2 separate regions of the Mus musculus genome follow, and region 1 is linked to region 2. Evidence: chromatin loops called from intact Hi-C (ENCODE). Cell type or tissue: gastrocnemius. All regions are shown on one strand. Region 1 overlaps Smg1 (SMG1 homolog, phosphatidylinositol 3-kinase-related kinase (C. elegans)). Region 2 has its middle 18 kb from the start of Gm23229.

Region 1 (2,500 bases), 85 kb after region 2:
ATTGAAATATAGCTGAGCATAAACAAAATCTTTCTTTTAGTTAGTGTTCTTATAGCCTACTTGTTTTTCAAATACCAGTGCATATTTTCCTGCTAGATAATTGAAGATTCCATTGAGAGCTTGGTAGATATTGCTACAGGCACTAACTTTACAAGAAGTTTGGAACACACTTTGACATGCTGACACTATTTTTTATTTATAACCAGGAAGACTGACCACTAAACCTTTTCTGGAAGGATTGTGTAGGAAGAATTACTTTTTAGAATCACATCATGGGAGCGAATCCTTTAGCTAGAGTGACCAGTTGTTTAGTTTTTCTGGGACAGGAAGCATGCAAAACAAGAAACTCCTTGGGCTGAGGAGGTAGCTTTCTCCATAAAACAATTGTTGCATATGCACAAGGACATGAGTTGGATTCCTAGCACACACATAAAAAGCTGTATGTGGTATGTATGTTTGTAATTACAGCTCAGGGGAAGCAGAGAGAGGCAGATTTGTGGAGCTCCCTAGCCAGCCAGCTCCATTATTGTATCTCAAGTCCCAGCAGGAGACTCCCAGGGGGAATCAAAGGTCTGAGGGGTAACACCTGAGCTTGGATCGAAACCTGTTCGTCTCTACACATATGCACCTATGGATATGCACATATACACATTGGCACCTGCACACATCTCCCTTCTTTGAAAAAAGCAAATTAAGTAAATGAACAAATTAACATCAGTATAATCCAGCAGGAGAGCATGAGCCACAGGCAGTTCATTGTTGACAGTCTCTTTGCTGAAAGGCTTACTAGACAATGGAGTGCTTATATAGAGTTATGGCTGAGCATAAAGGGTAGAGGGGGAGATGCCATATAGCTTTGGCTATTGAAATATTTGCTTAAAGCTGTGATACTAATATTTTCTTTTTCTTTTTCAGAACTGATAGTGCATCAGCCGACCCAGATACTTTAAAATACTCCTCATCTAGAGATAGGGGTGTTTCTTCCTCTTATGGACTGCAACCTTCAAATTCAGCTGTGGTGTCTCGGCAAAGGCACGATGATACCAGAGGCCATGCTGACATACAGAATGACGAAAAGGGTATATAGATTTTCTCCTGTTGGGGCATGCTTCTGTTTTAGACCTGCTTCTCTTTTTTTTTTAACCCTCCTTCCAGGTAACATCTGAGGTTCTTCCAGGCTACTGTCTCATTTACTCATCCAAAATGTGCTTAAAGCATCTGTCTGAATTGAACTTTATTTCTCTACTCATCTTGCAATGAAGGGATCAAAATGGTTTGGAGTCAGGTAGCACAGGGGAGATGAGAGAATTAGGTTGTAAATGGGTAAGATCCTGTTAGCTGAGGGAATGAAACAGGGCCCTGTTAATATAATGTAAACATTGCTGTTTTCAGGTGGCTACAGTGTCAATGGAGGATCTGGGGAAAATACTTATGGTCGGAAGTCGTTGGGGCAAGAGCTGAGGATTAACAATGTGACCAGCCCTGAGTTTACCAGTGTTCAGCATGGCAGTCGTGCATTAGCCACCAAAGACATGAGGAAATCACAGGGTAAGACTTGGAGACCAGGGTTGACACATTACCCCTGATGTCCATGAGCAGATGAGTGCAGCTGGCAGCCATTTACATTATATTTCTGTGAACTTCTAGCTTGTAAGAAAGGGTTACAAGTCTGGGTAATATAGTATTTATTTGCTTGTTTGAGACAGGGTTTCTCTTAACAGCTCTGGCTGTCCCAGAACTCACTTCATAGACCAGACTGGCCTAGAATTCAGAGATCCACCTACCTCTGCCTCCCAGGTGCTGGGATTAAAGATGTACACCACCATGCCCAGCTTCTGAATAGGCAGTGGATATGGTAAGCGGAGTCTTTTTAAAATTTAAATATACTCACACCTTGCCTTCTTTTGCAGATTTTTGAGTATAAATAAATAAAGTGCTTTCAACATTCAGAATATTAAAGATAATGTGTATTCAAGCCAGGCATAGTGGTACATCCCTTTAATCCCAGCACTTGAAAGGCAGAGATCAGTAGATCTCTATGAGTTCAAGGCTAGCATGGTTTGCATAGTGAATTCCAGGACAGCCAGAGCTATATAATAGAGACCCCCATCTCAAAAACAAACAAACAAAACCAAACATAATGCATATTTCTTTCATTAAAGGGAAGTAAAATTTTATTGGTAAAGCTTCATACAAAGTTGAGGGGTATGTGTGTGTGTATGTGTGTGTGTGTGTGTGTGTGTGTGTGTGTATATATATATATATATATATATATATATATATATATATATATATATATATATATATGGTTTGTTTTATACAGTTGCTTTTTGCACAGCGTACTTTGTTTTATGTGTACCTTGTTGAACATTTTGTGTGGGTACAAATATACCACCTTTAAGAAATGCATTTAACTTTAAAACAAACAAACAAACAAACAAACAAACAACTGATTTCTTGGGCTAGGGAGATGGCTCAGTGCTTAGGTACAGTTTTTATT
Region 2 (2,500 bases):
TGTGGGTGCTGAATTGAACCTGGGTCCCCTGAAGATCAGCCAGTGCCGGTGCTCTTAACCTCTGAACCACCTCTCCAGCCTCCCTTTCTTTTTCTTTTTCTTTTTCTTTTCTTTTTTTTAAATTACATTAGCCTTAGCTATCTGTTAGTTGCATTTGGGGGTAATTCACCTTTTCCTCTGCTGTGGTTGCCTGCGCACAGTGTGGCAGTCTCAAGCTTACCTCAGCCCTGTTTCTTGAAGTAGTTCTAAAATGGCAATTGTCCTTTTTTGTTTTTTAAGATTTATTTATTTATTTATTTATTTTATGTATGTGAGCACACTGTAGCTGTACAGATGGTTGTGAGCCTTCATGTGGTTGTTGGGAATTGAATTTTTAGGACCTCTGCTCACTCCAGTCAACTCTGCTCGCCCAAAGATTTATTATTATATGTAAGTACACTGTAGCTGTCTTCAGACACAGCAGAAGAGGGCGTCAGATCTCATCACGGGTGGTTGTGAGCCACCATGTGGTTGCTGCCCCCCTTTCTTGTTCTTTATCCAAGCAGCCAGCCTGGACACGGTTCCTTTTTTTCTTTCTGTCTTTTTGTTTTGTTTTGTTTTGTTTTGTTTTGTTTTGTTTTTCAAGACAGGGTGTCTCTGTATAGCCCTGGCTGTCCTGGAACTCACTCTGTAGACCAGGCTGGCCTCGAACACAGAAATCCACCTGCCTCTGCCTCCCAAGTGAATTTGGGATTAATGCTGGGATTAAAGGCGTGTGCCACCACTGCCCAGCTTTCTTTCTGGTTTTTTGTTTGTTTGTTTGTTTGTTTGTTTTCCTTCCTTTCATCCCTTTTTTCTTCCATCCTTTCTTTCTTTCCCTCCCTCCCTCTTTCTTTCTTCCTTTCTTTCTTTCTTTCTTTCTTTCTTTCTTTCTTTCTTTCTTGAGACAGGATCTGTCTTTATAGCCTAGACTTGTCTTGAACTCGTGGTCTTTCTTGAGACTGGGGATGTAGCTCAGGTTTTACAGTGCTTGCCTAGCACGCACAAAGCCCTTGTTTCCAACCGGGCCACCCTATGTGTGTGTGTGTGTGTGTGTGTGTGTGTGTACGTGCGCATCGGTCATTTCATCACTGAAGAGGTGAAGATCAGAAGATCGGAGATCAGAACTTCAAGGTCATCCCTCGGATATTTAGAAACTAATAGCTGGGAGATGGTGTCGAGCTCCTTTAATTGCAGCACTTGGGAAGGAGAGGCAGGCAAATCACTGTGAGTTTGAGGCCAGCCTGAAAGAAAGAAAGGAAGGAAGGAAGAAAGAAAGAAAGAAAGAAAGAAAGAAAGAAAGAAAGAAAGAAAGAAAGAAAGAAAGAAAGAAAGAAAGAAAGAAAGAAAGAAAGAAAGAAAAAGTGTGTGTGTTGTCGGGAGCTGGGGGCTTAGTTTGCAGATGGCTTCCTGCATAACTGAAGGCCGGTCTCTCTTGGAAGAGAGCTGTTGCCCGACCTTCCACATATGGCCACTAGAGGACGCGCCGTAGCAGCCGAAGTCGCGAAGGACTTGGATGCTCCCCAGGAAGCATCCTGGGAAAACAAAGCGGTCTTATTTTCAAAAGGCTGAAGAGGCCCCTACAGAGCGCCCACACTTCGTCTCCTCATAAGTAAACAAACTTAATTACAATTTAATTTATTCTGAGTTGTATCAACAATTAAAAAGAAATTACCCTCCCGCTCTATTTTCTTTCTCTTTATTTAAAATAGGTTCCTCCTAACTTGAGCGATTTAATGTGGGGAAACAATTGGATTTTAATGACCTTCTCCTCGGAGCTCTGCCTAGTAGGTGGGTCCTGCCTCTTCCACCTGGCTTTGGTTTACATCTCCCAACATCTTAATATGTCATTTTTGCCTGATGATAGTTAGCCGACTTCCACAGACACGGACAGAAACACGTCCCTCTCCAGCCTCCACAGTTCACTGGTTCAAGCACAAAAGCTACAAAACAGCCCATTTCTGCCCCACCCTTCCCCACTTCTTGTTTGCCTCTCTGCATCCCTGTGGTCCACCATCTGCAAGCCTTTTGGAAGTGACTGTTATGTAAGGAAGGGAATAGAAATAATTAACACTTGATTCAACCGTAGCCTGTGCTTTCTAAGCCACTTTGGGGGAGATGATGCACGAGGTAAACAAAAACCTACGCTGTTCACAATCACCAAAGAGTAGGGTCAGCTCAAATGTCTGCCGAAGACTGCAATGAATAAACAGTGGGAGGCCTGTCTGTGTGCGCGTGCGCATGTGCGTGTCTGTGACCCTGACAGCTCAGAGGTAGGCCCCAGGCACACCTATGAGAGCCTCTGGGAATTGTCTGTGGGAACTGTCCTAAGTTGGCTGATGAGGACACTTCTTGATTGTGATGGAGACCATTCCCTGAGTGGAGATCCTGGACTGTATAAAATAGAGCAAGCCAAGCGCAAGCGTGCGAGCACTAGATCCATGCCTTCTGCTTCTGACTGTGGCTATAAAGAACCAGCTGC

The links. A loop is a pair of places that touch in the nucleus more often than their neighbours do. Peaks named below come from ENCODE experiments on the same cell type or tissue, not always from the same donor. Only the 100,000 strongest peaks of a DNase experiment are listed, where the experiment ranks them.
Region 1: a loop joins it to region 2, with 4 times the contacts of the local background. A loop is called at or near these places in 14 of 42 quality-filtered maps.

What each region holds. Positions count from the first base shown.
Region 1 is chr7:118,211,468-118,213,967 of GRCm38, reverse strand. It overlaps Smg1 (SMG1 homolog, phosphatidylinositol 3-kinase-related kinase (C. elegans)), which reads left to right. Exons shown (of 63, transcript NM_001031814.1): 2 at 916-1,079; 3 at 1,393-1,548. Among named protein-coding and RNA genes, the nearest start is that of Gm40454, 30 kb to the right of the region's middle. In gastrocnemius, no CTCF peak of the experiment used is centred here; no DNase peak of the experiment used is centred here.
Region 2 is chr7:118,296,828-118,299,327 of GRCm38, reverse strand. No RefSeq gene overlaps it. Among named protein-coding and RNA genes, the nearest start is that of Gm23229, 18 kb to the right of the region's middle. In gastrocnemius, a CTCF peak has its summit at 1,496 (motif pointing right); DNase peaks (open chromatin) are centred at 1,501, 1,987 and 2,275; H3K4me3 peaks cover 382 bases; H3K27ac peaks cover 311 bases.